Regions from separate parts of the Mus musculus genome. Here region 1 is linked to region 2. Evidence: chromatin loops called from intact Hi-C (ENCODE). Cell type or tissue: heart. All regions are shown on one strand. Links, peaks and the distances in the headings refer to the core of each region. The heading gives the core; the rest is flanking DNA.

Region 1 (6,146 bases), core at 668-5,667, 220 kb before region 2:
GGAGTGGAGTAGATGCTGTTGAGGGCCCAACACAGGCTTGGGTGGAGAGCAGGGTCACTTGTGGGGATCAAGAGGATTATCTGGGCAGCCGTGCTTTGGCAGGAGGAGGGAGACATGGAGGGAGAAGCTGCATCCTGGAGTTCAAGTTGATTGACACGGTGTCAAATCAGCTTGTTGGGAAGAGAAATAAAGTAAAATAGAGCAAAAAACCCAGCAGCTTGGCGCTGTGTCACTCAGTGTGGGTTTGCATGCCTAGGACTCTTCAAGGTGAGGTGTTGTGTCAATGTCACTTTGCAGGGATGGAGGGAGCAGAGGTCTGGGGCTGGCAGGGATGGAGGTGATTGTCACACATCAGCTTCTCTCTGGGAATCCACCTGCTGTCATGAGAGTGGCATTGGCAAAGGAATCCAGCAACCTAAGGAGACCCCTGCCTCTGTTCATGACGGCAATGAGCACAAATGGCCGAGATCAGAATTAGCCCAGGTTCCCATCTCCACAAGAAGGAGAATGTGTATGCATGTACAAAGGGAATATTACTCAGCCGCAAAGATGGGGATCTTCTCATTGGTGGCAACGTGGCTGAGGCCAGGTGGAAGAAGCAACTGCAGACAGGCAAGCAGATGTGTTTGTTCTCATAGATAGGGAGAAGTGGACAGCAACAGAGAGTGGTGGTGATCACTGAAGGTTGGGAAGGGGATGAGGGGGAGAGCGGGTGTGTGTGTGTGAAGCTAGATCCAATCAGTGTGTGCTATATGTGCATAGGGATCTGTCACACTACTCCATGACTACGTAAAGTTAACGTACGATAATAAAAAAACGAACTAATTAAAACAGAAACGAGTAAGCATCAGGCAGGGAACGTGGCTCTTGTGCAAGCACGGGGACCAAGTTTAATTTCCAGGATCTGTGTGAAATTGGTGCCAAGTTCTTGTCATCTCACCACAGGGCGGGTGGAGAAGAAAGGATCCCTGTAGTCACTGGCTAGCCATCCTAGCTGATCCAGCAAGCTCCAGATCCCTGTGAGAGATTCTGTTTCAGAAAACAAGATCAATGGCTCCTGGGAGGGACACCTGAGATTGACCTCTGACCCCCAAAACAAAAAGAAAACAAACCACCAAAAATGCTTCCCAAAACAATGAATCAACCAGCCAGTCAGCTAACCAACCAACCAACCAACCAACCAACCAGCCAGCCAGCCAGCCAGTCAACCAGCCAACCAACTAACCAAACAGCCAGCCAGCCAACCAACCAACCAATCAACCAACCAACTAACCAGCCAGCCAGCCAGCCAGCCAGCCAATCAGTCAACTAGCCAACCAGCCAACCAGCCAACCAACCAACCAACCAATCAACCAACCAACCAACCAACCAACCAACCAACCAACCAACCATCCATCCAGCCAGTCAACCAACCAGCCAACCAACTAACCAAACAGCCAGCCAGCCAGCCAGCCAACCAACCAACCAACCAACCAGCCAGCCAGTCATCCAATCAGTCAACTAGCCAACCAGCCAACCAGCCAACTAGCCAACCAACCAACCAACCAACCAACCAACCAACCAACCAACTAGCCAGCCAGTCAACCAACCAACCAACCAACCAACCAGCCAGTCAATCAACCAATCAACCAACTAACCAACCAACCAACCAACCAACCAGCCAGCCAGTCAACTAACCAGCCAGTCAACCAACCAGCCAACCAACCAAACAACCAACCAAACAACCAACCAGCCACTCAATCAACCAGCCAGTCAACCAACCAGCCAGTCAACTAACCAGCCAACCAACTAACCAACGAACCAACCAACAAACCAACCAACCAACCAACCAACCAACCAACCAACCAACCAGCCAGCCAGCCAGCCAGCCAGCCAGCCAGCCAACCAACCAACCAAAACCAAAACCCTGGCTTAGTTTTTTCCTGACTTTCTGGGAATGTCCAAATCCTGTAGAAGGTTATCCCAGAGAGCGGGCACCTGCTCTGCTGTCCTCAGCTGAACCCCCAGCTCCACACAGCTCCAAGTTCTCAGTGGGCAGATTAACACAGCATCTCACCGGTTGCAGCAGCCCCTAGAAGGCTGGATCCAGCTAGCTGCATGAGGTTGAAGGATAGCTACACAAAGTTCAAGCAGGACTTGAGGCTCAGGTGTTTGGGGAAGGAGGGAGACTTTTGCCCACTTAGCGTGCGGTGTAGACAGAGAGACGGGTGCACACAAGGCAGGTCTGTGTTCAAAGCCCAGTGCTTTGTCTGTTACTAAGTGCTTCTCAGTGGGAGCTGTCTTAGCTCCTGAGAGCCTCACATTTTCCTCGAATCACTTCAGAGCTTCTTTTTTATTTAAAAATTTTAAAAAGTGTTTTTTCTTTTTTTGTGTTAACAAAAGTGTTTTTTTTCCTTTTTTTGTATTAATCTTTTTTTATACACATGAAGTGTTTTCCCTTTTGTATTAAAAAGTGTTTTCCCTTGCTTTGTATTTACAAAAGCGTTCTTTCTTTCTTTTCTTTTTTTGCATTAAAAAGTGTCTTTTTTCTTTTTATATTTAAAGTATTTATTTTATGTGCATGGGTACTTTGTATGTTTGCCTGTGCACCATGGGTATGCAGTACCCACAGAAGCCAGAAGAGGGCATCAGATTTCCTGGAACTGGAATTACAGAGGGTTGTGAGCTGCTATGTGGGTGCTGGGGATTGAACCTGGGTTCTCTGGAAGAGTGACAAGTGCTCTTAACCATTGAGCCATCTCTTCAGCCCTTCAGAAGGTATTTTTGTGTATGAAATTAAAAAAAAAAAGAATGCTGAGGATTTAGGACCTCAATAGACAAGCAAACAGAGATGATTACATATTTAGCATTATTAGACTACAAACTCATTACTGGGATGATGAAGGTTAATTGTCAACCTGACAAAACCTAGAATCACCCAGGGAAAGGGCCTTGGAGATACCGATTATCTAGACTGGAGTAAGTGAGGTGGGAGGACCAGCCCACTGTGGGCGGCACCATTCCCTGGCTGGGAAGGGAGCTGCAGGAACGGATGGAGGAAGCTGAGGACCAGGGGTGTATCTTTTGTACTCTTAGAATTGCAGTGGGCCCTGTGAGGCTAGCTGCTTCAGGCACTTCCCCCTCCCCACCCACCCCGGCCCCCATGCCTTAACTTCCTCCCCATGGTGGGACCGCTCCCTGAACTGTGACCTCAAAAATCTCTCCCCTCCATGAGTAGCCTTTGTCAGTGTGTTTTGTCATAGTAACAGGAAAAGAAAATGAAGATAGTCGTGGTGATTATCTGGGGCTTCTCGCCTTGCCTAGCTTGTTTGTGGTGGTATCCTGGCTGTGTGCACAGAAGATGTTCAGCTCATGGGATGGAACCCCTCAACTCCATTGCCAGCAGTCCGGGGTATCCCCTATACAATTGCACAGAACCCCGGTGGTGGCCCTTCTCCCTGGGACTCTCGAGTACATAGCAAATTTTTGTGGGTTCTCAATCTCTTTCCACCTTCATTCCCGATCTATTTCATTATTGACTTCGGCAGCTTAATGCGCCGGCTCGCCTCTGGGAGAGCCGGTGACAAAATGACAGGGAGCCAAGGTCTCAGCGCCCTCTGCTCTGGCTTTTATCTGCCTGATTTCATGCGACTGGAGCCCTGGCTGCCACTCAGCTGGAGAAATGTCAAAATGATATTAAATCACAGAGTGCAGGCAGGAGACAGGAGACTGCTTGTCACCCACCTTCCTTCGGTCCCCCTGGTCCTGGGCCCTTGGCAGGGAGGGGGTGTGTTTGGAGAGAGTCTGTTTCATTTTATCTGTGCTCCTTTACAATCACAGTGTTAGAATTGCAGGCAGTGTTGTCAGGGTGGAACTGGCAGCCATCATGTGCTCTCAGAGGCTACAGCCAGGGACAGCCCAGACGTGCATGCCAAGACAGAGCCAAGGGGAGAGCCTGGCAGGATGGATCACCACAGGCACAGGGAGGTTGGCTAGTCTCAGTTTTCCGATGATGTTTGCAGTGCTTGGGATGCAAACCGGGGCCTCACACGTTCCAGACAACTGCTGTACCATTGAGCTACAATCCCAGACCTTTATTAGATTTTTAAAAGTGGGATTAATGGGAGGGTCCTGACATCACAGGCCTATAATCTCATCTAGTTGGGAGGCTGAGGCAGGAGGATTGTAAGTTCAAGGCCAGCTTGGGTAACTTTGTAGGATCCTGTTACTCAAAGGGTTGGCGATGTAGCTCACAGATAGAGTATGCAACAGTCATAGGTGAGGTTCCATTCCCAAAGCATTACACACACACACACACACACACACACACATACAAAGTGATCTGAATTCACTGTTAAAATCAAGCAATAAAGAAGTATGTGAGAATTTTAAATGTCTTCTTCCCCAAGCCGGAGGTGAGGTCTCCCACTGAATCTGGAGCTCAGTGAGTCCCAGGGGTCCTCCTGCCTCAGCCTCCCCAGTACTGCCATCTTTGGCTTTTCAAGTGGGTGCTGGGGATTTGAACTCAGGTCTTCATGCTTGAGTGGTAAGTGCTTTACCGACTAAGCCATCTTCCCAGGTCCCTGCTGGTGTCCTTTTTAAGACTGGGTAAAGGGGCCACTGGATCTTAACCCTGGTCTTTGCATCGCAGTCTCTTGATCCCTCTCCACAGAGGTCTGGAAGGGATTTCTCTCCCCTCCCCCAACCCCCGCCGGGGTAGAATAACTTGCCTTCCTTTTAAAAACCACAGTTTGTACTTCGAGCATCATTTTGCAGCTTTTGAGAACGTTTTCCCACTTGGATCTGTCCCATCTCCCTCAGCAGTTGCCAGGCAGCCTTTTGTTAAAGGAACCAGGGTTTGTTGAGCGGGTTCCTTTCAGGTGGTCGCCTGGGTTGTTGGGGAGTTCTCCCGCTATTCTTGGCAAGGCTGCCAAGCGCCCCATCCACCCCTCGGCTCTTTTCCAATTATGCGAGTGCTATGCGCATCTATTCTCTTTGTAACAGAGTGAAACAATTTAGACAAAACCCCCAAGTTCCCTGGCCTGGCTCCCCACATCTGAATCCTGTCCACCTAACTGCTGCTTTCAGGGCTGTGAGAGACCCTCATGGACCGTTTCCATGCCTCTCCAGACGCACAGACAGACGCATGCATTTTTAATGGATGTTTTACAAAACATAAAGCTATCATGCAATATGCATGTTTGTGCATCTCACTTTCCCCCATCAGCAGCAGCTCAGACACCTCTCCCTGTTAGTACATATGGAGCATGGACCCTATTAAAAAACAGAACGAGGCCTTACACCAGGCTTGGTGGCCCGGCGTATCTTTTTCTTTTAATCACTTTCCTACTGACAGATATTTAGATTCCTTCATTTTTTTCCCCTCCCCATGAAAGTTCTAGGGCTGGAGAGATGCCTCGGTGGTAAGAGTGCTTGCTATGAGACGTGAGGACCATGTTTGGATTCATAGCACCCCTGTAAAAAGCTACACCTACACAACACACTCACACTCTCCCACACCTATGAGCATCCGAATAGAGACACAGACATACACACTCACACGCATTGGTACACACACAGTCAAATACATGCACTTACATATATACATATACACTCACACAATACTCATACATTCACGCCTACACACACTCACACACATGCACACACAATCACACACATGCATCTATATACACATCCACCGATACTCACTCACACATGTCTATACACTCACACACACACACTCACACACACACACACAAACACACACTCATCCATTCACACATATACATTTACTCACACGGTTATCTTCACACACATCCATGCACAGATATAATCATATCTTCTCTCTCTTTTATACACACACACACACACACACACACACACACACACACACACACACACACGTGTCCTGGCCGAGTCTTCTGCGTGCCTGCGTGTGCATATGGAACTTTCCCCTGCCATCTGTACCCAGAAGACATTGCTTCGCTACACAGCAGTTGTCGGAGGCCACAGGAAGCCGAGGACCCGGGCGGTGGCCCCAGATGGCTGACAGCTTCAGGAGGCAGGCTGCAGGATGGCAGAGGATCTTTACATCTAAAGGGCCACTCTCCATGGCCCTGTCCTTGGCCAGCTCCTTGTGACACTGCAACTCCGGGCAATGTTTCCTG
Region 2 (6,146 bases), core at 654-5,653:
GTTCCCACACTGTTGAGATTCAATGGTCTGGTTTTCAACTGCAGCAGCAACAGTACAACAGAGACATCAGGGCATCACCCATCAAAGGGAGAGCACACACCAGAAGAGACTGTGTCTGAGGAGCATACAGACTCGTGGTAGACAAAGCCTTTAAAACAACTTGTTGCTGCTGTTGTTGCTGTTGCTGCTGCTGTTGCTGTTGTGGAAAACTCTAGAAGACTTTGTCCACATACTACAGACAGGGCTGCACTAGCTGCTACACAGTTGAGGTGGTAGAATGCTTGAATAACTTTTTCTTTCTTCAGATTTCTGCTCGTTAGTTTGAAGGTACGGTCCCTCACTGTGGGGAAGGTTTGGTGGTGGGAACAGGAGGCCACTTGGTCACATTGCACAGACAGGCAGAAGCAGAGAGCAAGTGACCCAATGTAAGATTTTAAAAGCTGGTCAAAAACCAAAGAAAGACTTGAGGGAAGTCAAGAAGATGATAAGCAGGGACACTGGCATGCATGGACACACACACATGCATACACACACATGTATGCATACACATGCATACACACACATGCATACACACAAGCACGCACACATGCACGAACACATGCATGCACACATGCATACACCCACATGCATATATACACATGCATATACACATGCACACACACATGCATACACATGCACACATGCATGCACACATGCATACACATGCACACATGTATGCACACACACATGCATACACACATGCATACATACACACATGCATACACATGCACACACATGCACACACACATGCATACACACATGCATACATACACACATGCATACACATGCACGCACATGCACACACACATGCATGCACACACATATGCATACACACACACCACCACCACCACTAAGAGATATAAAACAGGAAGTTCAAAAATAAATTCTAGGTTTAGAAAGTGTAGTATGTAAAAACAATATTAGAGAAACTCCAAACCAGATGCTCTGCCTTCAATTTTATGTCCTTCCTAAGATCACATTTTGAAACCTGATCCCCAACCCAAATGAGTTTGGCAGTGACTTTGAGAATGGTTAGATCAGAGTGGTATCAATGCTCTTATAAAGGAGGCCCCAAAGAGACATTTCACCCACTGTCATGGGACACACTGCAAGGAAGTCACGTGTGAACCTGTCAGAGATCTGCACCAGACACTGGGTCCCTTGTTGCCTTGATTGTGGATGACTGTACCCTCATAAGAGTGAGAAAGAAATGGCCATTGTCCATAGACCACGAAAGCCGTGATATTTTGTTATAGAAGTCCAGACGGCCTAAGACAGCAGATTTGATAAAGCAGAGGAAGTAATCACCAAACTTGACATGATGACTGAAATGATCAAGTATGGGGGAGAGAAAGGATGAAGAATGAAGGGAAATGCATAGGTTCTGCCATGATGGCTTCCTGGACCTGTGGACTGTACCTGTGAACCATAAGCCCTAAACAATCACTTCCTCTCTTAGCCCACTCTTTCAGGATGTGCATACACTCATGCATACACACACACCAGGAAAAATACCAACAGGGAGCTTGTTGCTATAGTACCTGTTCTGTAAGAAACAGGAACCTTCGTAGTTACACAGCTCAGTTGTTAAGAGCACTCATCGCTCGCCCAGGGGATTCAGGCTTGGGCCCCAGCACCCACACAGTGGCTCACAACCACCTGCAACTCCATTTACAGGGGCTGTGAACCCCTCAGGTACCAGGCATGTATATGGTGCACATATACACAATCAGGCAAACACTCATACACATAGAATAAATAGATTTAAAATGATTTTTTTCTACATATTTGAAAATAAAAGAAAAAGACACTAAATGGTAGTTTGGACAATCCTAAAAATTAGAATTATCCAACACACAAGTGTGTGTGTGTGCGTGTGTGTGTGTGCGTGTGTGTGTGTGCGTGTGCGCATGCCCATGTGTGTGTGCACAGTGGTAGGTGTCTCAAGCACTGGATGTTGGCCTTGAACTTGCTATGTAGCCCAGGATGATCCTGAACTTCTCATTCTCCCACCTCTACCTCTCCAGTGTTGGGATTACAAGCATGTACCACTACACCCAGCTTTACGTGGCACTGGGAGACTGAACTCAGGGCTTTGTGGCTTTGTGCTTGCTAGGCAAGTACTTTACCAACCAAGCCTTTTCATTCCACCTTTTGTTTTCTGTGTAATTTGAGAGATCAGAGTAGTAACAGCTTTAGTCTGTGTCTCTGGACAAGCAACACAAAAAGAAATAAACTGATGACATCACTGAAAGGGGGTGTGTCTTAGTCAGGGTTTTATTGCTGTGAAGAGACACCATGACAGTAACAACTCATAAAAGCAAGCATTTAACTGGGGCTGGCTTTACAGGGTCAGAGATTTAGTCTATTATCGTCACGTCAGGAAGCACGGCAGCGAGCACACAGACTTGGTGCTGGAGAAAGACTCAGAGTTCTATATCTTGACCCCAGGCAGCAGAAAGAGTCTGTGTGCCACACTGGGTGGAGACTGAGCACAGGCAACCTCAAAGCCCACCCTCATAGTGACACACTTCCTCCAACAAGGTCGAGCCTACTTCAACAAGGCCACACCTCCTTATAGTGCCACATTCTATGGGCCAAGCATCCAAACACATGAGTCTGTGGGGGAGCCAAACCTATTCAAACCATGACAGGGACAGAGACAGAGCTATTTAGGAACAGAATTCTGCATGCTAAATGGGAGATATAGAAATTCAAACCAGGACTGCATTGCCTTGGGAGGCTAAATGTAATCTACAAGGTCCTCACAAGGAAACGGGCCCTGGAATTAACATGAAAGTGACAAGAAGAGAATTCAAATGTTTCCCTGACACCCTCCCCCCCCCAGAAAGGAAGGAAGGAAGGAAGGAAGGAAGGAAGGAAGGAAGGAAGAAAGAAAGAAAGAAAGAAAGAAAGAAAGAAAGAAAGAAAGAAAGAAAGAAAGAAAGAAAGAAGGAAGGAAGATATCAGAAGAAGTGACTCCAATTAAAATAGACGTTTGTCTAAGGGCAACAGAAAAGAAATAGCAACTTGATGGGAACGAAGCCCTCTTTATCAATAATTAGTTTAAATGAAAATGGATGCAGCTGTCCAGTCAAAACATAAGATTGTCAGGATAGATTAGAAGCCATAAACAAACTGTCTCCAGGAGACTCTCTTTCGATGCAAAGACAGGTCTTTATTGAAAGTGAAAGACTTGGAATGAGAGCCATGCAAATAGAAGCCCGAACAGGCGAGCATTGGATATGGTAAAACTGCTCAAAACTCATTTTAAATCAGGATCACAGGGCTCATTAGCAGGAAGCTGGGGTCTTCCCAATGAGAGCACACCCCAATATCTGTCCATCTGCTTAGAGCCGTTGTAGATGATACTGAACTAAACCAGGCAGCCTTGCTCACAAACAAACCTGGTATTGTAGCCTGCAGGGAGGGTCATAGTCTACCTTGTTCTGTGCTAGTGGGTAATGGATCCCTCACGACCTCCCCGGCTGCTTTTTCCTCAGGCAAACAGTGGCTGAGTATATTCATCCAGACTCAACTAGGGACCATTTTCTGAGGAGCCTGTGGCTCTTGTCACTCCACACTCTTGATTTTGAGTCCAGCCTCCCCCTCTTCCACCTCACCCCGCCCACATGGCTCTCCAAAGGTAACCAAGCAAACTCCTGAACTCTGAGAGCCAGGGAGGGCCTTTCCAGCAGCCTGGGAAACCCTTGAATTTTTATAGAGAAGACTGAGGCTGGGAGAGACTCAGACCCAGCCGGGTGGGAGGACTGCTGACTTGAAGGTAAAGCTCCTCACCACAGGTCATGCTGGCTACAGAGTGCAGAGCAACCATCGGGTGGCCCTGGTGAGGACCATTAACATCCTGACACCTGGTGCTCACACAGCTATGACCTCTCCCTTGACCAGTGCCATTCTGTGAGTGGTGATGTCATTCTCCTATTTAATTGTCAGATGCCAGGAGGTCTGAGAATTGTGGCTCTTCCAAGGTTACATTGACCTATAAGAGGCTAGGACAAGTGACCTGATCCCCAGTGCCCAGGACAGTGGCTTTCAAAAGGTTTAGAATCATGGTAGGCTCCTTTGACTCCAACACTGAGATTGTTGTCCCTCGTACTGGCTAGAGAAATAGACTCAGAGCCCCAGCCATCTGGACTGCACTATTCAATGGTGAGGAGGGCATGGGCCAGGTTTCCTGGGGTTCAGCATGCTGGTGTCCCAGGATCCCCTTCTCCATCGCCACCTGGACCCTAAGCAACGGCATTCTCCCTAGTACATGCATGCAGTGTGAAGTGGAGGGGACCTGTCTGTCACATGCATTTCATGTGACAAAGTTCCTACAGCTCCAAGATGACACTCTAGTCAGTGGGGCCTCAATTTCCTTTTTGTATCTTTGACATGTGGGGACTGCCATGAAGTTTTGACTTGGATTTTGTGCTGCAGGGTTTAATGTTCCATTTCAGGACCAACAGAGTCCAGCTGGTTGCACACCTTGGAGGGAGCTTTCCCAAAATTGCCCCTGCAGCATCCCATGCTGCTATTGGCTGGAGAAGCATGTCACATGACTAACATTTATTTTTGTTGTTCCCAATGGGATAGAGGCTGTACCAACAACGAAGACAGAGCCTGCACCCTGCCAAAACACCTGTGATCTCACCTTGGAATTATCTTTGTTTGGTTGGCACCACCCTGAGGGCAAGTTATTCTGTGGCCCCAGGCAGTGATAGGCTGAGCCCAGGTCCTTACAGAGAGAGGTCTGCCAAGCAGCTGCTGGTATCTAATGCCTGTTCTGATGCATCCATCCTCCTTCCCCTTTGGCCTGCCTCCCTCCTTCCTGGACTAAGCCTCAGCCTTTCCAGCTGCTGGCACATCTGTGCATCGTGAGGAGGAGGGGCCTGCCCATCAAGTGCATTTCTGATATCACTTTAAAGCAAAATGCAACAACCTGTTATCGGAAGTCTAAACCAAAAAAATCTCCCTCTGCCCAAGTTTCTTATACCCTGGCAGTAGGACATTCATTCGTGTCACATGACTGGAGGGCCCACTGGCAATGCCCACCATAATTAAAAAGCATGGGCCTTTACCCAGCCTAGGTGTTGGTCTTCCCTATTCAGGGTTGTTGAGCTATGTGTGCACCGATCCTCCTCCACCGCTAAGATGTAACAACACGACCACGATCACCTGGTATCTATGAATAGAAGGATAACATAACCAATGTCTTCTCTGTCTAGCAGCTAATAAAAGATAACAAGCCGAGCCCCTATGCACCGGCTCAGAAGGCTGTCCGTCACATGTTCAGGATGAAAACCTTTGATAAATTCACGCCTGGCCTGCTGCTGCTTCGACGGCATTTTCAATCACTCTGTAGGTATGCAGATAAATATCTTGAAGGAAGGAGCTGGAGAGAAACCCTTCACAAAACCGAGGCTGTCTTGCACAGTGGTTCATCCTTGTGCTGTTTCTGGATGCTACCAGTGTCCCCCCACCCCCCTCACCCCCTGCACTGTCAATCTCACCTCTCCACAGGCCACCTCTTCAGAAGGTCACTGCAGCATTACTCTCCAATCTCTGCAAACCAGCATGGAGCACAGAGAAAAGTGAAACCATCCTTTTGTTGTCACTTTTGTTTCAATACAGTTTTCCCCCCCTCTTTCGGCCCAGATTTCATACCCTCACCCTGCACTGCAATTAGATCCCTCTGTCAAGATCACCAGTGGCCTTGTTGGCCTTGGTCGATTGTTGACCGCCAGCAGCTCCTAAGCTGTGGGCCTTCAGCATGGTGACTTAAGTTATGGCTCAAGTGTGAAACAACACAGGCCCCTTAACTCATATGTGCTAGCACTTCCTCTCTGGCCAGTGATGCCATTCCACAGGTTGTGGTACCCATGGAGAAGTAGGGCCAGATTGGTGTGTAACTTCAATTTTTTCAAAACGTATTTTTAATGATGGTTCTTAAACTCTTTAACCTTCCTCATAACCAATCACCCACCAGAGGTAGTGGGAAAGAAAGGATACAGGGAAGGTGGATCTGTTTAGAAAGGATCTTTGGAGCAACTCCCATCTGTGTTGTCTGGAAATCAACAGTTCAGTTTACAGGTCAGCAGGTA

Evidence for each region. Hi-C counts contacts between places; a loop is a spot of excess contacts. Peaks named below come from ENCODE experiments on the same cell type or tissue, not always from the same donor. Only the 100,000 strongest peaks of a DNase experiment are listed, where the experiment ranks them.
Region 1: a loop joins it to region 2, with 3 times the contacts of the local background. A loop is called at or near these places in 6 of 42 quality-filtered maps.

What each region holds. Positions count from the first base shown.
Region 1 is chr4:130,968,867-130,975,012 of GRCm38, forward strand. No RefSeq gene overlaps it. Among named protein-coding and RNA genes, the nearest start is that of Matn1, 28 kb to the left of the region's middle. In heart, for the core only: a CTCF peak has its summit at 2,603 (motif pointing right); a DNase peak (open chromatin) is centred at 3,765.
Region 2 is chr4:131,184,038-131,190,183 of GRCm38, forward strand. No RefSeq gene overlaps it. Among named protein-coding and RNA genes, the nearest start is that of Gm42318, 31 kb to the left of the region's middle. In heart, for the core only: no CTCF peak of the experiment used is centred there; no DNase peak of the experiment used is centred there; H3K27me3 peaks cover 124 bases.